Regions from separate parts of the Mus musculus genome. Here region 2 is linked to region 1. Evidence: chromatin loops called from intact Hi-C (ENCODE). Cell type or tissue: left cerebral cortex. All regions are shown on one strand. Links, peaks and the distances in the headings refer to the core of each region. The heading gives the core; the rest is flanking DNA. Region 1 has its middle 120 kb from the start of Ccser1. Region 2 overlaps Ccser1 (coiled-coil serine rich 1).

Region 1 (9,982 bases), core at 3,878-6,377:
GTACATTGAGGGACTTCCCCAGTACTATGGACTTTGATGAGTTAAATCTTTGTTTTGGTTTTGGCACGGGCTGTTGCCCATGTGTTGGGTTTTAATCCTAAATGGTACTTTCATCCCTGTGTCAGTGAAGCTAAGGTCTGGGGGCCTGTTACAGGTCAAATGCCAGCTGTTTCTTCCTATCTGTTATTTATTTTTATTTTTCATTTTTTTTGAGAATATAATATAATCCTATCATTACCTTGCTCCAAGCTCTCCCTCCTCCTTGCTGTGCCTAAGAGTTATGAATATATTTTAAAAAGAGATTTCCTAGTTTCCTTTTGCACGGGGCGCACACAAACGCAGCTGCTCTCAGTTCCTGCAGCTCTGCATGGCAACCCCCAGCAGCACGGAGGGCATGCATGCTTGCGTGTGTGTTCTTTTGTTTGTTTATAGAATAAGTGAACAAGTTTAGATCTCTTACTAAGGAAAGCACAGCAGAGAAATAAATCACACCAGCATTGTTCATTCTTTCCTTTTATGTTTAGTCCTAAATCTTCTTACAAAAAAAAAAAAAGAAAAGAAAAGAAAGAAAGAAAGAAAGAAAGAAAGAAAGAAAGAAAACAGAATTAGAAGGACACAACAATAAGGAAAGCGTCTGTATTCAAACCATATAAAGAAAAACTTAGACCTGTGTGTCACACGAAGAACTAGCAAAGCGTAAGCTGTGCAAATTAAATCTCTCTGTAAGCTCGTTTTCCTCAGACTCTTCTGGGTCCGACTGTCATTTATGATGCTGTGTGATTGCTTGCATCTGCAGATGTAGTGCTTGTGGTCATGAGGGGGCCAACTGCACTTTATTTGACACACAATTCTTTTAATAGTGACCAAAGCATCAGGGACATTATAATACTGACATCTTTCTTGCCCACAAAGCCCTTGGATTTCCTGTAAAGCAAGTACACATACATTCTCAGATAGCAGGCAACAGCATCATATTTACAAAACTAACAGATATTTAGTTATAACATAAAATATGTTGGTGTAGGGCCAGTGTGGAATGAAAACAACTACAAACCATTCACAGATTGAAGAGCATCGGAAAGTTTCTTTTGATAAAGAAACGCATTTGATAAAGGTGCTGGTGAGTTGGTCACCAGTGAACCTTTGTGTGTGGGTCTGGGATTTACTGTGAAGGCTTTGAAAGCACCAAGCCCCCAAGGCAAGGAAAGGCAGTGATCACAATTCCAATTATAACCCCCGACAATATAGGAGTGATTAAATGCGGCTCTCTGGGGGGGTGGGGAGTAGATTGACTCTGTTTCATAAATGGTGGGAGGGGGTGTTACATTTTCTGCAAATATGACATTAAATATATGGCTACAGTTGGGTTTGAAGTGGGAGACTGGCAAGTCGAGGACAGATAATTAACTCCTTCTCTGAGGTTTAAGCACTTACCCCATGCAGAGGTGGTTATACCGACTAAGCATCTAATTTGGTATTAGCACATTTTAGCTGCTGAATAGATGTGACCTCCTTTTTGTTTCCAACGTGCTAGCTGCCATCTAATTAGATTCTCAAAACACCTCCCATCACATCACCACGCCCAGCAATAACCTTCTGTCCACCTTAATATACACTTCCTATCTCTTAAATCACAGGCTTCCAGGATCCTGGGCCTGCCTAGTGTTTATGTCCAGGTGCCTCGTCTGTGGCTTTGTTGTTATTTTTTTTTTCCTCTGACTTCTGCCAGTTTTATTTTTTTTAACCATGAACCATATTCGTTTAAGAAAACAAAAGCACCTGCCTGTGTGCTCAGTACTTTCTCTTCCACATGTAGGCAGTGCGTATAGGAAGCCAACTAATGAGAGGCATTAGAGGCTGAAAGTTCAGAAGTTATTTGCATATTCATCACAAATTCGCTCTCATTTTTTTCCCACTTGGCCCTTGATTAGGAAGAAAAGTAACAAACTGATCTCATTTATGTATGGCATTTTTAATCACCTTATAATGCTATTGTATAGCCATTAATACAAAATCATCCCCACATCAGCTATTTGACAATGATGGCATATTACAGGCTGAGTCTGCATCAAGGCAGGATATAGGATGGAAATAAACACATATCCACATGATCTGCTCCTTCACCTTCATAGAAAGGCTGTCAGGGTAGTGTTGCACATGAAGGTTATCACCTTGGTTCCTGATATGAAAGTGAAAATGTGAACAGTAACAATCATAAAAACCATTTTAAAGGTTGAATAAGCACAGTATTTATCAGATTCAGTGATTAGTGCTTGTTAGTTCTTCATTTCAGAATGAATCACAGTGTGGAAAGCCCCATGAGGCCCAACCTTGGAAAACCTCAGTTTCCATTCACTTCCTCTATAGTTACTGAAGAAGGCAGTGGTTATGCATATAAAAATATGTGTATAAGATAAAGTCACATGGACCTAAGTATTCATGTGTATTTGTAACCATTCTGAAAGTGGTGACTGAAATATGGAGTTTAGGGTTTTTTTTTTTTGTTGCTGTCTGTAATTATTTTTAGAAGGCAGGTAAGTTGAAACTTAAAGAAATATGTCTGGCTTGTTTTGTTCTGCATATAAATTTAACTATGATATTAGATCCCAGTTTGAAAACTGCAGAAACAAAGGGCAAAGATAGGACAACCAGCTGTGGCATCTCAAAAGCATGTATGGAATAGTGGTGTGCCTGGTTTGTGTTTTAGGCATCCTCACAGGATGTGACCTATGTCCCTCCAGGGCCTCCTGTCTGTTCTGCAATTGGTATTTCCCTCTTGCACACTCTGTGCTTCTTATTCCAGCTCCAGAGTGTCAGAGATCTGATGTTTTAAAACTCCCAGTCTTTACTTCATGGGAAAGGAAAGATTTTTAAAAATTACACACACACACACACACACACACACACACACATATATATATAACTTTTAGAACAGTCTAGACTTTCAGACACTTGGTGCTGACAGTAGCTGATGCATTTAAGAATAAATAGCCTGGCAGAGGTTTATTCACTAACACAGAAGAAAATGCCGCTGGAATTCCCTGTAGAGTACTTTCTTGGGAAGGAAGAACACCTAGCTTTGTGTGGGAACAGCACTCTGTTTCTTTTGCCTGAAATCTTGTCCTTCCTCTTACTACCGTCACTCGTGACTATACTTTGTTTGAATCATTTAAAATAGATGAATCTAAATACTGGAATTTTTGTTTACACCGTTATTACTGTTCCTCATTATTTAACATTTAAATAACTTATTCTTAAAATTTTAAGTTTTCTGTGTGCTTTTTTTTCCCCTCCTAGCTTAGTAATGGACTGTCACTGTGGCTTTAATTGCACACATTCTAAAGTTCATGAAGATTATCCTCAATGGCTGCTAATCCTTTAGAACCTTCAAAGCTGATGGGGCACCAGAGCTCCCACTTGCGAGAGCTTTGCACTATGTTTGATGCAAGAAATGCTGGACAATGGTTTATAGAAAACATTTAAGACTGGTGCTGCTGGAGAAGAGCATCATCTGTCTGGAAACCTAGGACTTATTCTTTTGAACATGGCTTCTTCATTTGATAATCAACTAACTAATTTATGCTTGTGTGTATTTCGGGTCGGGGGCTGTGCATTTCAGAGGACAACTTTCTGGATTTGTGTCTTTCCTTTTACCCTGTGGGTCCTGAGGCTCGAACTAGGTCATTGGGCAGGAGCCTATATCAACCGAGCCAATTTCATCCCCACATGCTTTCATTTTGGAAACATAACCTTTCAATGTGTGCACACTCACCGTACTTGAATTATATTATTGCCTCATGTTTGCTGGTGAGTTTTTGTCAACTTAAAAACTAGAGTCACTGGGAAAAAAGAAATCCAACTAAGGAATTGTCTCCATCTGATTGGTCTGGGCATGACTCTGGGGCATTTTTTTCATTAGTGATTGATGTGAGATGGCTTAGCCTGCCTGTGAGTGGTGTTACTCCTGGGCAGGTGATCCTAGGTTGTGTAAGAATGAAAACTCAGAAAGCCATGAAGAGCAAGCTAATAAGCAGGGTTCCTACGTGGTGTCATCTTCAGTTCCTTTTCTCCAGGTTCCTGTGCACCCCTGCCCTGGCTTCCCTTGATGATAAAATGGGATATAGAAAAGCAAACCCAAGAACCATTTGTCTCCCCAAGTTGATTTTGGTGTTTATCACAGCAACAGGAAGCTAACTAAAACACTGGAGGATGCATGGAATGTTGAAATGACAGCTGCTCTTTGTAATGTGAAACTATTCTGTATCAATTCTCTGGAAGTAGCCAGAAGATGAAACGGGCTTGGATGTTCTTAAATCAATGATCAACAAGCTAGGTTTTAATAGCTTCACTGTAACTCGTTTTCCTTAACAATGTTTCCTCTGAATCTTTCAGTTGATTTCCAACCAACTTTGGAATCCTGTACATTAGTTAATATTAACTAAAAAGAGATTAATAGTTTAATTTTATAAACTAATAAACAAATACATGCCGGGTGGTGCACGCCTTTAATCCCAGCACTTGGGAGGTAGAGGCAGGTGGATTTCTGAGTTCGAGACCAGCTTGGTCAACAAAGTGAGTTCCAGGACAGCCAGGGCTACACAGAGAAACCCTGTCTTGAAAAAAAAAAAAAAAAGAAAAGAAAAAAAAAGAGAAAATAAACAAATACATTTTAGGTCACCATTTCTCTGCTACAGATCAAAAACTGAACTCCAAAATGAAATGACCAGAATAAAACAGAATAAAATGAAGGATACAATTCACAGCTAAATTTGTGGAGCAAAAATCTCTATTGAACTGGGTTTTTGGTCAGCACCAGCAGTAGAGTTGTCTTTTTAATTTAGATCTGAAAAATTCGAATGTGGTAGTGTTTCTATGTCAGTTGGACTTTGTTTATGTGAGGTGTGGGCTCCAGAGCAGCAAATTCTGTCTCCTTCTTTTCATCCCTATTCATAGATAAAAAGGAGCAGGAAGATGTGCCCTCTGCTGGCAAAGCAGAGATTGGTGACTGCTTTTCGAGACAATAGAAACAAAATTCTGTAGGTAGAATACAACCTCATATTCAAAGACATTTTACAGAACGTGTGAAACAGGCTTGCAGTAATTAATTAAATATCTTGAAAGGACCTCCTACGAGTGTAGCATTGTAAAGCTAAACAAGGTTACTAGAAAATAATAATGATATAGTTTGTTCTTTGTGTTCTTGTTTCAAATTATTGAAAAAAATAATGAAGCTTGAATACGTAGTTTGGTTCATTCTGGTAAGGTTCTGAGCTAGATTATTTTATGATATTCAAGCCTTGCAAGGTATTGACAGTAATTATATTGCATTTCTGAATATTAAGTACTAGAGAAGTTTAGCGTTTCTAGGATATTTAGAATGGTGGTATTTTATTCTGAACTGATAAAAATCTGATCTATATTTGTAACATCTTAGAAAATAAATTTTTGTACCCTGATGCATTTAGAGGAACAATAATTTTTTATTTTTAAAACTTTTAACATTTTTCTTCCATGTATACATGTATTATGGTTACACACAATCTTTTCATTGTCTCCTGCTAGCTCCCTTCATTTATTTTCAATTCCTTCTTTCTACCTAGCCTCTCAGGGGCTACACCACTGAAGAAAGTGACACTTCTGCCACAATGCTAACAATTAGTTAGCTCCTTATGAAGTGATAGGCCTGGTAGGCACTTTTACCTGTGGTGGAATGCCGAGGGTCTGATTTTGAGCAGATGTCTCCCGCTGCTCTATGTTTGTGATTGCAGTGGCTATTTTCTGTCTGGATGAACACATTTAAGAGCATTCTTCTCCATCCTCTGGCTCATACATTGTGCCTAGCCCCCCTCTCTGTAATGTTCTCTGGGGCTGGCAGAGTGGCAGTAAGCAATAGCCCATGCCTCTCTGCCCCAAGCTGAGAATCACACACTAGCCTTTGAGTATACAAACAAATATTTAGAAGGTAGTTTTAAAATATGTCCATGTGGAGAAGCAACAGTAGTATGTTCTGCCCCTTTGTGATGACTTCCCATTCATAGGGTTTTGACTAGATTCATAGTACCAGTTATGTATCACCCCTCATGGACTAATACTCCAATCCAATCACAAAGCAGTTGGTTACCCCCAACATAGCAATGCCACTATTAGATCAATATACTTAATTCTTTGGGAGATTGCTATTGTGTCAAAAATAGTCAACAGTTCAATTGATGGATATTCTCCCTAGAAGCCTACATAGTGACTTCTGGAACTCCTGTAACCAAAGAATGTGACATCTTCAACTACAAATTCCTATTATCTAGTACTGGTGAGCACCCCAGAGCAAAAGCAGTAGCCAGTATTCTCTAAGGGACTTCTGGGACCTGTCTGGATAACAATACATGGCAATGTATCCTACACCAGTCACTAGGAAAACAAAGATAGTTTTCTAATTAATAAGATAAAATAAAATGAAAGTACTCAAGAAAAATTGAAAGAAAATATCAACAAATATTCCCCAAACTGAAAACATTTTCTGAGATTGTGAATGACAAAGACAAAATTAATGTATGAGTGTCAGGTTTGAGAGTGTGAGGAATACTAGCATAGATTAGTGACCTGGGTGTGGTGTTGGTCATCTCCCTCTTAGTCAAGTGTACAAATGTATACATAGGGCAACATAGGGCACATTCTTCAGAACTATAAGGAGCCAAAGGCCAATGCAGTTGGAAAACGGTGTGTTATAAGAGGGTCAAAGCACAGCAGGGGTAAACTTGCTCAAGCTCTCTATGTCACATATGTGAAAAGTGTGGTCCAGGAAGAAGGAATCAGGCTCACATGTTTGAAGTAAATATTATTAAGTAACTAATTAAGCCAAGACAAAATGAAACTCAAAAAAATTAGTTGTGTTTTCTATTAGAAAGAAATAAAAGTATCTGATTAATTTGACAAAAGAAATGGCTTGAGGGTATAGTTTACAACAAGTTGGCCATGATATTGATATGAAAGTAGATATGAAAAATTTCTTAAGATATTAAAATTTTGAAAGATTTTCAGAAAATGGGAGAAAACATAGCTAAGCATATGTAGATGAATTCAAGGGCCAAGGGACATAGGCCATCAGCTGCCATTAGTTATAAATTTGACATGCTACTTAGCCAATACAACCCTTACTTTTAAATATGATTTCACTTATAATATTTGACTTACAACTTTTCTATTTTATGACTGTCTAAGAGCAGTACACATTCAATGATACTACATTTAAAGTTGGACTTTTTTCCAGCCTATATATGTATAATATACCATTATCTTAGCCTCGTGAGATCATCACTCTGCAGTTCCTAGATTATTAAAGTACAATGTTCCATAGGCTGGGTCTATTGGAAAAAGTTTTCATCACATGTAATCCTATTGTCAGTTAAGGAATATATTTGTACATGAAATAATCTGGCCATTTAGGCCAACTATTATTAACTTCAGATGAATTGTGTAGTTAGTGGTAGGTATACGTATGAAAAGTTGGATTCTTCAAAATGTGAAGGATGCTTACAATGACACATCGTTACCCTTCAAACTTATTTAACTTTGTGGATTTGATAGAGTACAATGTAACTGATGAGACAAAAAGAAGCATGATGTTTTGGATAAATGAAAGTAAGCAAGTGAAAAAAGAGAAGATGAAAAGTCTTGGCCCTGCTTCATCACTAGAACATTAAATGTTCTGAGCATTTCATCTGTGTGTAAAAAGGGGAAGATAGGAAAGTGTCACCCTGCACTGTGAAATGAACGGTAGCTCAGGGATAAAAGAAAACTAGGTCTGAGTATCCATATGACCCTTAACACAGAGGCAAAAATATTTTTCTCCATTGCTGTGTCTACAGTGTAGAATAAGGTATCTACTTGCTAAGCGTTCTTTCTACCCTTTTGCAAAGAAGTAAAAAAGGATCCCCTAATTTTAAAGTCATTTTCTTATGCTCATTTCACTTAATACATTTTCTCAATGGTATTAGACCGCAATCCGTGTTAATATGTAAATGCTACATGAAAATTTTCAGTGGAGAGGAGTGGAGTATACATTACAAAAATATAGTCAATTTGTTATGCTGCCTTTGTAAAGGATGACAGAATCTCAGCATATAACATGGAATTCATGATTTGCTACTTAGATAGTGTCTTGAACAGACATTCAGATCACTCTGAGTCCATGTTTGTACTTCCACAAAAAAAACCCCAGAATTATTAATTTATCCAAACTAGTACTGAAGAGATACATACTTATTTTAATTTATACAGGAAATAAAAATGCAATAAACAATATTTTCACAAAAAAAAGAAATGTGCTAGAACTGATAGGAGTAAAGTCACTAAAGCCATATGCCACATGGATACGTTGTCAGCAAGCTGTAGACATGTCTTCGTGAGGAAATACAGTCATAAATGTGGTACAGCTGAATCAAGTAAGGGTCCGTAGCAGAGCTTAGCTGTGATTAATGCAACAAATCCAGTCAGCCAGGCTATATACAGATCTGTGAAAACAAAGGAGATTCTAGGAGGCGATAGTTTTGGATTAGGTAACAAAGAGAATGAAATTTCAAATAAAACAATTTTCGCACTTTTTGCAACAATACTAGAAAGTTCAAAGGCCAAATCTGAACCAATGCATAAAAGCTAGTGACAGACCAAGGCCAACCTTGTCCTCATATGATTGTCAAGATTACAGGCTACTTGTGCCATTTATATCCGAACTTACAGTTTTGTAAGTTTCAGATAACACTGAAATGATGGAAGTAATGGCTATGAGGTGGGATTTCAAACTAAAACACTTGTCTTGGGTGTAGCCATTTAAACGGGGTTAAAGACCATTGGGTATGGTTAGGTGTCTCATGATAAGCAGAGATTCACGGGGAAGACAACCCTGTATTGCCATTTTACTTGGGTGGAAGGAATATAAGTCTACTTGCCACTGGTTTTGCCCAAGGCCAGACAACATGACCATACTTTTCAACCTTATTCTAAATATCTAAGAAATGATATGCAGAGGTCCAGCTGGCCATTCCCCTCAGGAATACAACTGGCAGATCTGAGCCAGAATGGGTAATAAGGATTAAGATCATGGAATAAGATAAAAAGTAAAGTTTCAGGCTTTTAAAACGTCTCCATTATCTAAGTGACTTTGTTTTTCTGAGATTCAGTGGTACTGATTGTTAGTGTTTTTCACATATATTATAAATTAAATTATAATAATCAAGATAAAAGTATAATGAAATAAGTACGTATTGCCTTTACCAAAATGATAGATGCAAGGCAAACAAACAAACAAGCAAAAACCCACAATCAAACAAACAAAAAAAAAAACATGACTTTTGGGTTTGGTATTAGAGAACTACTTTTATAATATGTTTACTCTCAGCATACTAATACCAAAGGCGTTGATAAACTTTAGAACCTGGAAGTTTTGTAGATTAAATACCCCAGAAATTGTTTCCAAAATCACCTCACCTGTTAGCACACTGCTTCACAATATCTAAGTCCCTGTGTATTAAGCAGTAAGAAGACCAGACTTGCCATCTTTCCGAGCTTCTTTGTCCACCACAGCCCCACTCCGTATACTAACACAGGAGCAGAACTATGTTGTGCTGCAATGCCTTGGTTATTTTTCTCCTGCTATTACAGAGCATCTTAGAATCCAAGGTTTGCTCAGGCCAATGGTGAGAGGGGATACAGCACATCATGGTGTGCAAGGCATGGTTGGAGTCATTCAGTCAGAGAGAGAGAGAGAGAGAGAGAGAGAGACAGAGAGAGAGAGAGACGAATCCCAGTGCTCATACGACTTCCTATTCCTCCCATTTTTATTCAGGCTAGGACCCCAGTTCATAGTATGGTACCAGGTATGAAGAAGCAGATCTCCCCACTTCAGTTAAACCTCTCTGGAAATATCATAATTGACATGTCCCTGTTTGTGTTTCCTTTCTGAATATGTCAGGTTTAATGGAGATTGACC
Region 2 (9,982 bases), core at 2,631-5,130, 230 kb before region 1:
AAGAATGCTGTAGGACATCAAAAAAAGCCATTCGAGAGCTAAATGAGTCTACCTCTTCTTAGAGGAATAGCCAAGCTGCTGGCAAACCATTGCTGTTATTGTTGAAAGAAGATAACAGGGTCTGGCTCAGAGAATCACATGGCAGGATAAGGAGCTTGATTTATTTTGGGGAGACCAGCAACAAGAATGTTGGGGTGAAAACTGGAAGTCCATCACAGAGAAGAGCCTAAAAAAATCCCCAGGGTTACTTTGTTAGATTGTTTTGTTATTTTGTTGCTGTTGGTTTGTTGTTGCTCTAGCTGGTAAAGAAGTGCTGCTAACATCAGCATGGCATGGCAACTCAAGAAAAATATGAATTAAAAGGTTACTCATTACAGCGCTGTATTAATTGGGAAACACACCACTGCATCCTCACTGCGCCATCTGTGTTCTTCAGTCTCCTATGTGGCAGGGTCAGTGGCAACCAGTGGAAAGTGGTTTGCGGCACTTTGTGTCTTCAGTACTGAGATAGGGTGCTTAAACCAAGTAGCTTCTCCACAATTTCTCAGGTTTTATAAACTTTCCATAAGAGCATTAAGTAGATTTCATTTCACAAAAAGAAATACCAAAACTCCAACATCCAGTCATTTACTTAATAAAGGTAGAAATTTTACACAACTATCAAAAAAGTAGCTAATACGCTGTACTTCTAAATAATAACACTGAAAACACTGAGTGTCTGCTTTGGCTGACCCAGTTTTCAGAATTTTTATTAATGGAAGAACCCTAAGTGGCGTTTTGGATTTCAGCCCAATAGCAGTATTGGCTCTCTTATATGCTGGAACAAATGTCAACGTATAAATGTCTTCTTGGTAATCAATGAAGCTGTTGTAAAATCAAGCCAGTCGTCCATGCCACTGGAGTACCATCTAGTAATTACAACAGCAGCACATGTTGCTGCAACGACCAGAAGTACATCTCTCCCATGCTACAGAAGACTTCTCTGTAGCGGTCAAGAAATCAAGTCATAAAGGGAGACCCTGGGTGTCTCCAAAAATATTTGTATGAAATAGAATGTTTGGAAATATTACAAGGTTTTAGTGAGTGAGGATCTGTTCCAAACATACAGAAAATTAAAAGGAAATTTAGTCTTTTTTTTCTTCCACTCAATAAATTTATTACCTGAATGACCAAAGTAATAAGAATGAAACTAAATGTAAGTTATAGCGTAGTCTTGACAATATATAATTCAAGGATAGTTCTGAGAAGAAAAAGAAAACGGTACATGGTTTGATCATGCTTTGTTGAGTAATTGATTCCATTTAGTAAGCATTGATTGAAAAGCAGGCATTCTGTTTGCGGCAGAAGATCAAAGATACCTTTCTCTTCTGTTTGTGTCTTGCTGTTTCCACAGCCTCATGCCGGGCCAGTTGGTAAGCTTGGTGGTTTCTTTAGGATTGTACTACCGCTGCCCGGTGTCTTCTTGCTGAAAGCACTAAACTATGCTGAAAGGCTGGTTCAGACCTGGTGTCTGCCTGCAGAGGACTGCTCTGCAGCTCCTGAGTCATAGTGGGTGCCTGAACTGCTGCTATCCAAGAAGATTAAGCTCACCCTAAAGAACTATTGCTGAGCAAATCCACTTCCCCCACATCCTAATCTTTTCTCTTCCACCACCTCTGCTGGACTAGAGGAGAAGTTGAACCCTTATTAAAAGTAAGATGCAAAAAGTGTATGTTTACAAATATATCTATATTAAAATCCCATTAACGTTAATTAAACTTATAAAATTTCACTTTGCATAAGAAATCAAATATATCTTTAAATGTTATGCTAATTATTTTTTCATGTTAATTTTTACTGATAGATGTTATATTTATAAGGGAAGCATCTACTAGGGGAATTGAAAAGTTAGGCACACTAAAGAATAGTTTACTGAATCTAATTAATGACTTGGGTAAAATAATAGTCTGTTTTATCTTTTGCCAAACAATATAATTGTAAATGAAAATATAATGTTCATGAGGTGGGCCCAACATGAACATTATATTTTACCTACTAGAATGATTAGTAGTATGCAGTATCACACATATTCAAGATATTTAGGAATCTGTTCTTAAACTACATCAATGCCGAGAGCGTTAAAAGTCACATAACACAGTCAAGTGTGAGTGGTTTCCTTTGAGAAAGATGATGCACTGAGTTTACTTAAGAGATACTATGAGAAGCTAGGCGTGGTGGCGCACGCCTTTAATCCCAGCACTCGGGAGGCAGAGGCAGACTGATTTCTGAGTTTGAGGCCAGCCGGGTCTACAAAATGAGTTCCAGGACAGCCAGGGCTATACAGAGAAACCCTGTCTCAAAAAACCAAGAGAGAGAGAGAGAGAGACTATGAGAAGAACCACATGTTGTCCCTTGATAGCAAAACACAATCAGCTCATTTAGATGGTAGGAAAGAAACAGAAGATATCCAGGGAAAACAAGACCAGGTCACCAGCATCAATCCTGTAGGACAATAATATCCTTCCCTTATATCAAATTGATGTAGCATCGGTTACTCACTGCAAACTTACACTTCAAACTTACACTCTTACAACTTCATTAAAACCTAAAAGTGAAACAAAGTCATGGACCTTAATATAACTCCCTTGAAATAAACGATCTCAAAATATCGCAATTAATTATGAAATTCCATTAAGAAGTCATAGCCAAGAAGCCAACAAGGACATATTAAACTGGCTTGTCCATTTACAACATGTAGAGGTTTATAACCGACTTCTAGTGATACTATAATTTCAGTTAAGCTGAACCACTGGAATGTTAATCATTGTAATCCATATAAATTTCAACCCTAAATTTCATATTTATTTGTCCAATTAAAGTGTTTCAAAATCACTGACAAGTTAAAATTCATTTATATTGTCAATTACATTATAGAACACCTATATATTTTATGTGTGTCTATAATGTGTGTGAATCTCTACACAGAATTTTAATCTGCTTCCTACAGCAGATATAGCAGTGCTTTTATCCTAAAATAAAAATATTTTGTAATATGTGTTAATATAAAACAATGTAAATCTATAAATCAAATACAGCTAAAGTGTTTTCATTGAAGTTGCAACACAAATATTTTCTTTCAAAAGAACTGCTTCCAGAAAGAACTATCCAGAATGTACAATTTGCTTAACTTATTTTATTTATTTATATATAGAAAGTCTGATAATGAGAAAAAAAATAAAATATGGCTTTTTATATACCTAGCGCCATGACATAGCCAAAATACCTACTCTTTCTTTTCTTTAACACAGGGTGCTGCTATGTAGAACAGACTGGCCTGGAACAAGTAGTAATTTTCCTGTCTCAACCTCCTAAACTCATCTACACATCTCTCCTAGCACCCAGGCTCTGGGAGTAAAGCAGAGCCTTCCCTAGGAAGTCTTTGACTTTTATCAACTCTGCAAGTCCTAGGAAACTTAGGGTGGATGCCCACAGCTCTTTGTCTATATGATTTCCCAGTATGGACTGAAATTTTTATAACAAAATATTTAACAACTAAAAAGCACTGGAAACACACTTAACCAAGCCTAATTGGTATGCAGATGCAATTACGCTGATTCAGGAAGTATAAACCAGAAGCCATATGGTTCTTAGTTCCCTAACACTGCAGACAGGCATGTCAATGCTGGATCTGAGAGCAGCACTATTGAAAAAAAAAAAAAATGCTTTACTCAGTCACTCTGAGTCTGCTTATGAAAATCAGTTAGAAAAAACTTGCAGTGATTTCAATCTATTCGCATGTGTGAGATTTGAAATACAGCCAAAGACACAAGTCAATCTGGGCATCCCCATGGTGACGCAAGTGGGCCGTCTGCACAGGATAACAGGGTAAACTCAACATCGTTCAGTTAGAGTTGAAGAAAATGAAGTAGCTGTCAATGGAGAAAAAAGTGTTGATGCATCAATACATGAAAGAAACAGGCCTTTAACAATGTTTGATTTATCCTTTCTGACAAGATAAAGAATACCAGATAAAAGTCAGTCCCGAGAATGGCCCACTCCAAGCTCAGAAAGAGTTTAACTAGGCTCGATTATAGCTTCGTGTCTATTTCTCCTAGCAGTGTTAAAGAACAAGGAATGCTGCTGGGGTTTGAGCGATATGAGTGACAAACCAAGTCAGTTCCAGTGAAAGGTATGGAATGTGCAGAAAGTGCTGACACCAATGCTGCAGTGGACATACTTAGAAAACAAAAAGGAATGGTAGGCTTTAAACACTTTTCAAATTGGGATGGAGCATGGTATGCGTTAATCGAAGTTTGACCTCCAATGCTTCTGGCCTTTATTCACCAGGGGCTTTAGTTAAGAGTGAACTCTGGGCACTGCAGTGTGAATGTGTGATTTAAGCCACGGATGGAAGGCTAAGATAACAATCCATACTGAAACGTGACTCTGAGCTTGTGCTGGAAGGGTTCCAAGCTTTCTTCAGCCAATGTGGTAAAATTCTTAGATTAATGGCTTGAAGACATTCTTGCTTGTCAGGAGTATGTGGGTTTTCTTATTCTAATTTTTGCCTTGGCAGCAGGACATTGTGGTAATTCATTGCTGCACTTTAAGGACAGTTGGGCATTGGCTCATTATGGTGCATGTAACTGATAGTTCTATTTATGGTCTCTTAATGTCTACTTTTTTTCATTTCTTATTCCAGCCCAATCAACTAAGTTTGATACACATCTACTTGTAAATAGAGTCTATAAGGGCATTTAGTCATCAATGGGAGACGGGGAGGGAGAAAGAAACAGAGGGAGGACAGAAAGATGAGTCATGGTGTAATTCCATATTTGTTCAAGAAAATATTCTTTATATGAAAAATTATTCAAGAAAATAAATTCTAAGACAAAAAGATTAATCACCATGGTTTTGCCAGTGGACTTAGTGGAATGTCTTAATTCCTTTATTCTTTAGGTTCTAGGTAAAGAAAATATTTTTAAAAGATAAGCTGCTTTATAATGCTCCACTTACAAACAGGTTTTGAATTTTTTTGGCATTGTGTGTAATTCAATAAATAATTCTTAATAGACCCCAGAGGATAATGATCCTCCTCTCTGACAAAAAAAAAATTTACTTAGGCAAATATCCCTAGACTCATATGAAATATTTTATAAAGCATGAATTTAAGAGTTATAGATTCTTTACTTGGGTTATTGTGGCAGAAAATATCAAGATTAATTTTCCAATAAGCTATTAATAGCTAACTGGCACTCACAAGCCACATAACAATTAATCTTAAAACATCACGTGGTATTCATTATAAGTCTACCTTGATCCAGTAGAATTCAGAGAGTGGGTACTAAAAGTCTACGGCTCTCTGTGGATAGTTCTTCTTTTTTCGCATAGGCCCAGGTGATACTATGTGACCTTGCCCCCCCAGGTTATCCCTAAATGGTGAGTAAAGATGCCTACAGCCTACAGCTGGGCAGAAGATATATTGAGGCAAGAGCCGAGAGAGAGAAGTTAGAGAGAGAAGAAGATGGCATGGGGTAGGTGAGTCATGAAAACATGGTAATGAGGTCTGGCCAGTTCGAGTTAAGAGCTCCCAGAGGAAACATGGCAAGTTAAATCTCAGGGTTATTTGCAAAGAAGTAGGCAAAATAGAATAGAGGGTTGATGTCTGCACAGCTCTGGTGTTTTAACAGCTTATTATAAATATGAAAGTTGTATGTCTTTTATCTGGGAACTGAATGATCAAAGGTAGGGTAGGAATTCCCAAATGAGATCAAATATTTACTGCAACAATCAAGAGTTTGTGCGTTTGAGTATCTAACTAAGGTATTAAGTGAAATAAAGTGAACACCATGGCTGCTAAACAGCCACTCAGCCCAGGAAATTACTGTAAGCTATAGGTGGGCAAAGAGCTAGATCTGTACCATACATGTTACAACCTTGAGTCAAGGTCTCCCTCTGTACTCCAGGCTGGCCTGGAATCCACTCTGTACTGAAGGCTACTAGGAACTAGTAGCAGTCTTCCTGCCTTAGCCTCCCAAGAGTTGAAGTCACAGGACAGCAGTACCACATCCAGCTATAACAATTCTTTATTATACTTATAATATTTATTAAACTATTCTTATAGTTTATAGAAAAGCAAAATAAATAATATTTAAAGAAAATTAGATAATCAGAAACAAACTGGTTATGCATGATACAACAAAATAATTTGAAAAACTATTAAGGCACAAATTTGGAATCCATATATCAACTGGAAGAATGCATTAAAAAAGCATAAATACTGATGAAGTTCACCTGCATATTCTAGCCCTCCTAAAACTCAGCCACCTAGAACATTCCTGTAGGGAAAAGCATGAGGGCCCAACCTAAGGCTAAAATCATGTGGGAACAAGGAGAGTCTGAAAACACAACAGTGTCTTTCCAGGTGTCCTGGTAAGCAGAAAGGTGGAACCATGTCACAGGTGTTCTTGTTAGGTCCTATCTTACTATACATGATATCACCATGAAAATATCCTGTACTAGCATAACCTTTTTAAACAGTAGACAATGAAAGTTATTTTCTTAGTTAATATGGGACTGGTTCTGTGGTGCCAAGAATCAGGCTTTTGGCTTGAGAAAGGCCAAAACAACAAAAAAGCAATGAAGAACAACATGATATCATATCATATATAAAGATGGCAGGAGTCACTTAAGTAAGATTGGAAATCTATTCAAACACATTCCAATGCCTTCATAGATGGGCACAGTGGGAGGCAGGGCAGAAAGAAGGAGCATCCACCACAGTGCTACCCGTGCACAGACTTCAGCATCAGTTGTCACTTAGAAGAGATTCCTGCTTTATTTTATTCCAATTTTCTTTCACTCTTTGAGGTGTCTGTGACTTTTAATGACTTTACTGTAAAAGCATTAAATTTTCTAAACAAATTCATCTCATGCATTTTTAAATGAATACTGCTAATAACTATACCAGAACCAAATATATAACCCACGTGTTTCCTCCTGGAGTCACACACCTTCAGTGGTGACAGGAAGAGGAACTTACATTCATGAAACATCTGTTTCCTTCTTAGTGATCTTCTCAGAACTGGCCCTATTGGTGACAGCCACTCTCACTGAGACACATCAAAACCATGTAACTGTGCTTGGCTCCAGTCTCTGCCAGTCCACAGCCTACTCTGAACACTAAACGGTTTGCTTCATTCACTCGTTAGAAACAATGTAACCACCTCTTGTTAAAAGTTCTTGACTTCCAGTGACACTTAAATCTCAGTCTGAGTGCATTCTCTAAATTTAATGAACCCAGTCTTTCTGACCGTAAGGTTGGTCCCTTGCCAACCCTTGCCACTCTTTTTGTGCCGTCTGTGTGAAGGTATGATTTGAGGCTGCACCTCATCATGTGCTCAACCACTTTAAACAGAGCAGTGAACATGCATAAGTCAGCAAGTTTATCTTGTCTTACTGCATCCAAGCGCTCAGAAACACATCTGGATGTAATCAACGTTTAAAAAAAAGAATTCATTTAAAGGATGAAGTAAGCCAAAATCTTGTTGTTGTTGTTGTTGTTGTTGTTTCTGTGGTTATATTTTTATGACTCTCATTTCCTCGGCTTAAAAACTAACAGAGGGCATTTCCCCCTATATACCTAGTACTTTCATTACTTTCCCAACACACTAATTACCAAACATCAAATTAAATTCGTAGGAAGCTCAACTTCTTGCTCCATGCCCTCACATAACCTTAAGGACTCATATTAAAAGAGATGTTTTTCCTGTGGCCTTCCAGGAGTCAGCTCAAAATCTATAACATTAGAACTTTCTGCTATCTTAAAAATAAGATTAAAAGAGCTCAAGCAGGTAGGAAGTGTGGATTCTTTAGAAGCAGACTAAGGCCATTAGCATCTACACTCACTTCAGTTCCCCAGGATCATTATCATAGACAACAGCCTTGAAATTTTGTTAGATAAACATGAAACTGGAGAAAAATAAACCATGCTTAAAGTGTAGTTGTTTACCCAATTTTGAAAAGACATGAACACGGTTTTAAGACATTCTATGATATATCTACTAGTAGAAACATAAAAATTCAAAATTCTTATTTAAAGATTACAGGCTTTGTCTACTATGAGTAGGTAGTAAAATAATTGAACTACATAGTTTCAATTCATTGAGACATATCAACATAAATATGCCATAAGTTACTAAAAAGCTCTAATTATACATATTTCAATTTCCCTTTATTTCAAAATAATATGAAGGTTTTATAATTAAATATTATTAACATAATTTGCTCTTATTTTCATTTCAAGAGATACTATCACAGAACAAAGCCATTCTAACTCAATTCAGAGTTTTACATTTAAGGTATGGTCTAGATGTTAAATACCACTTATATAACAAATGGTCCAGCACATCTTACTCTAGGGGCAAAAGATTCACACAGCAACATAAAAATAATGAATCTATAGCTTAGAAATTCACAAGAAGTCACCTTACCTTATTAACTAAGATCCCAGGGTCTCAAATAATATTAAAATCAGTACAACTTCTTTAAGCCAATGCTTCTGTGAAGGAAAGTTCCTGAAAACCACACCCTACATTGCACGTTCTGCAAGGGTGGCTGACTGAGCAGACTCGGTGATGTAGAGAACCTGGGGTACCATGACTCAGACAGATAATCTTTACTCCCCAAATAGCATTTATCAACCCCCACTTCCATAGCTGGCCTAATATCTTTATGTTAAATCCTTTGGAATGTATGAACAGACTGCTAGTATCCAAAGGACCCTGGGGCTAAGAATGTCGTCAAACAGCTTCTGAAGCCTATATCAGCTTTTCTCCCCACCACTTTGCTATAAGAGCCTATATAATATTTCTACTATTGTATTTGAAAAGAGCCTTGATTTATGGCTTTCTTTCTTCTGTTACTATAAAAACATTTCATCAAATTGTTGCTGTGTTGGAAGTTGGAATTTGAAGTAACCTAAATCTGTGTTCCCAGACCCTGACTTCTTCGATCTGACTCCAGAATAAACTATATTTCTCCGTAGAAACTTCTTATTATCAGCAAAATCAATCTACTGGTCTGATAATCGTACAATAGGAGTCTGTACTTCCATGTAAATGAATAGAGAGAAAAAATACCCATATGGAAACTTGTTAAGATACAAAGGAATGTAGACTAGCATCTGAATTTGGATGCCAATAAAGAACCTTACCCTCCCCATTGAGTGTGTCACACCGAATTTCTTCCTACCTGAGTGTACTGGCTAGTTTTGTGTCAACTTGACGCAGCTGGAGTTATCACAGAGAAAGGAGCTTTAGTTGAGGAAATGCCTCCATGAGATCCAGCTGTAAGGCATTTTCTCAATTAGTGATCAAGGGGGAAAGGCCCCTTGTGGGTGGGACCATCTCTGGGCTGGTAGTCTTGGGTTCTATAAGAACCAAGAGCAGGCTGAGCAAGCCAGGGGAAGCAAGCCAGTAAAGACCATCCCTCCATGGCCTCTGCATCAGCTCCTGCTCCCTGACCTTCTTGAGTTCCAGTCCTGACTTCTTTCACTAATGAACAGCAGTATGGAAATTTGTAAGCTGAATAAACCCTTTCCTCCCCAACTTGCTTCTTGGTCATGATGTTTGTGCAGGAATAGAAACCCTGACTAAGATACTGAGTTACAGTGAACCCATTACTTCTCCACTATTTTAAAGCTGTGATCTAGACTCTGAATGAAATTGAGGCCACCAGCTTTCTTGTTTCTTAGGGGACTGGATCAGACTAGAACTATATCTTTGGATACATATGTAAATGTTTCATTTAACATCCATATTTACATTTACCACAGTTAAGCTCATTTACCACCAAAACTCACGTTAAAATGTGATGTTGGCATTAAAAAAGTAAAGGTAGGCCTTAGGAGGTAATTGGGTCATTAAGAAAATTAATGCATTTCTTGTGTAAGCAGATCTGTTCTAGAAATTAGTGCTGCTGATCACACCAACATAGCCTGGTC

Evidence for each region. A loop is a pair of places that touch in the nucleus more often than their neighbours do. Peaks named below come from ENCODE experiments on the same cell type or tissue, not always from the same donor. Only the 100,000 strongest peaks of a DNase experiment are listed, where the experiment ranks them.
Region 2: it touches region 1 in a loop (9-fold over the local background); 34 of 42 quality-filtered maps call a loop at or near these places.

Annotation. Positions count from the first base shown.
Region 1 is chr6:61,058,325-61,068,306 of GRCm38, reverse strand. No RefSeq gene overlaps it. Among named protein-coding and RNA genes, the nearest start is that of Ccser1, 120 kb to the left of the region's middle. In left cerebral cortex, for the core only: a CTCF peak has its summit at 4,991 (motif pointing left); a DNase peak (open chromatin) is centred at 4,975.
Region 2 is chr6:61,290,206-61,300,187 of GRCm38, reverse strand. The region is part of intron 1 of Ccser1 (coiled-coil serine rich 1); the gene reads right to left. Among named protein-coding and RNA genes, the nearest start is that of A730020E08Rik, 110 kb to the right of the region's middle. In left cerebral cortex, for the core only: no CTCF peak of the experiment used is centred there; a DNase peak (open chromatin) is centred at 3,802.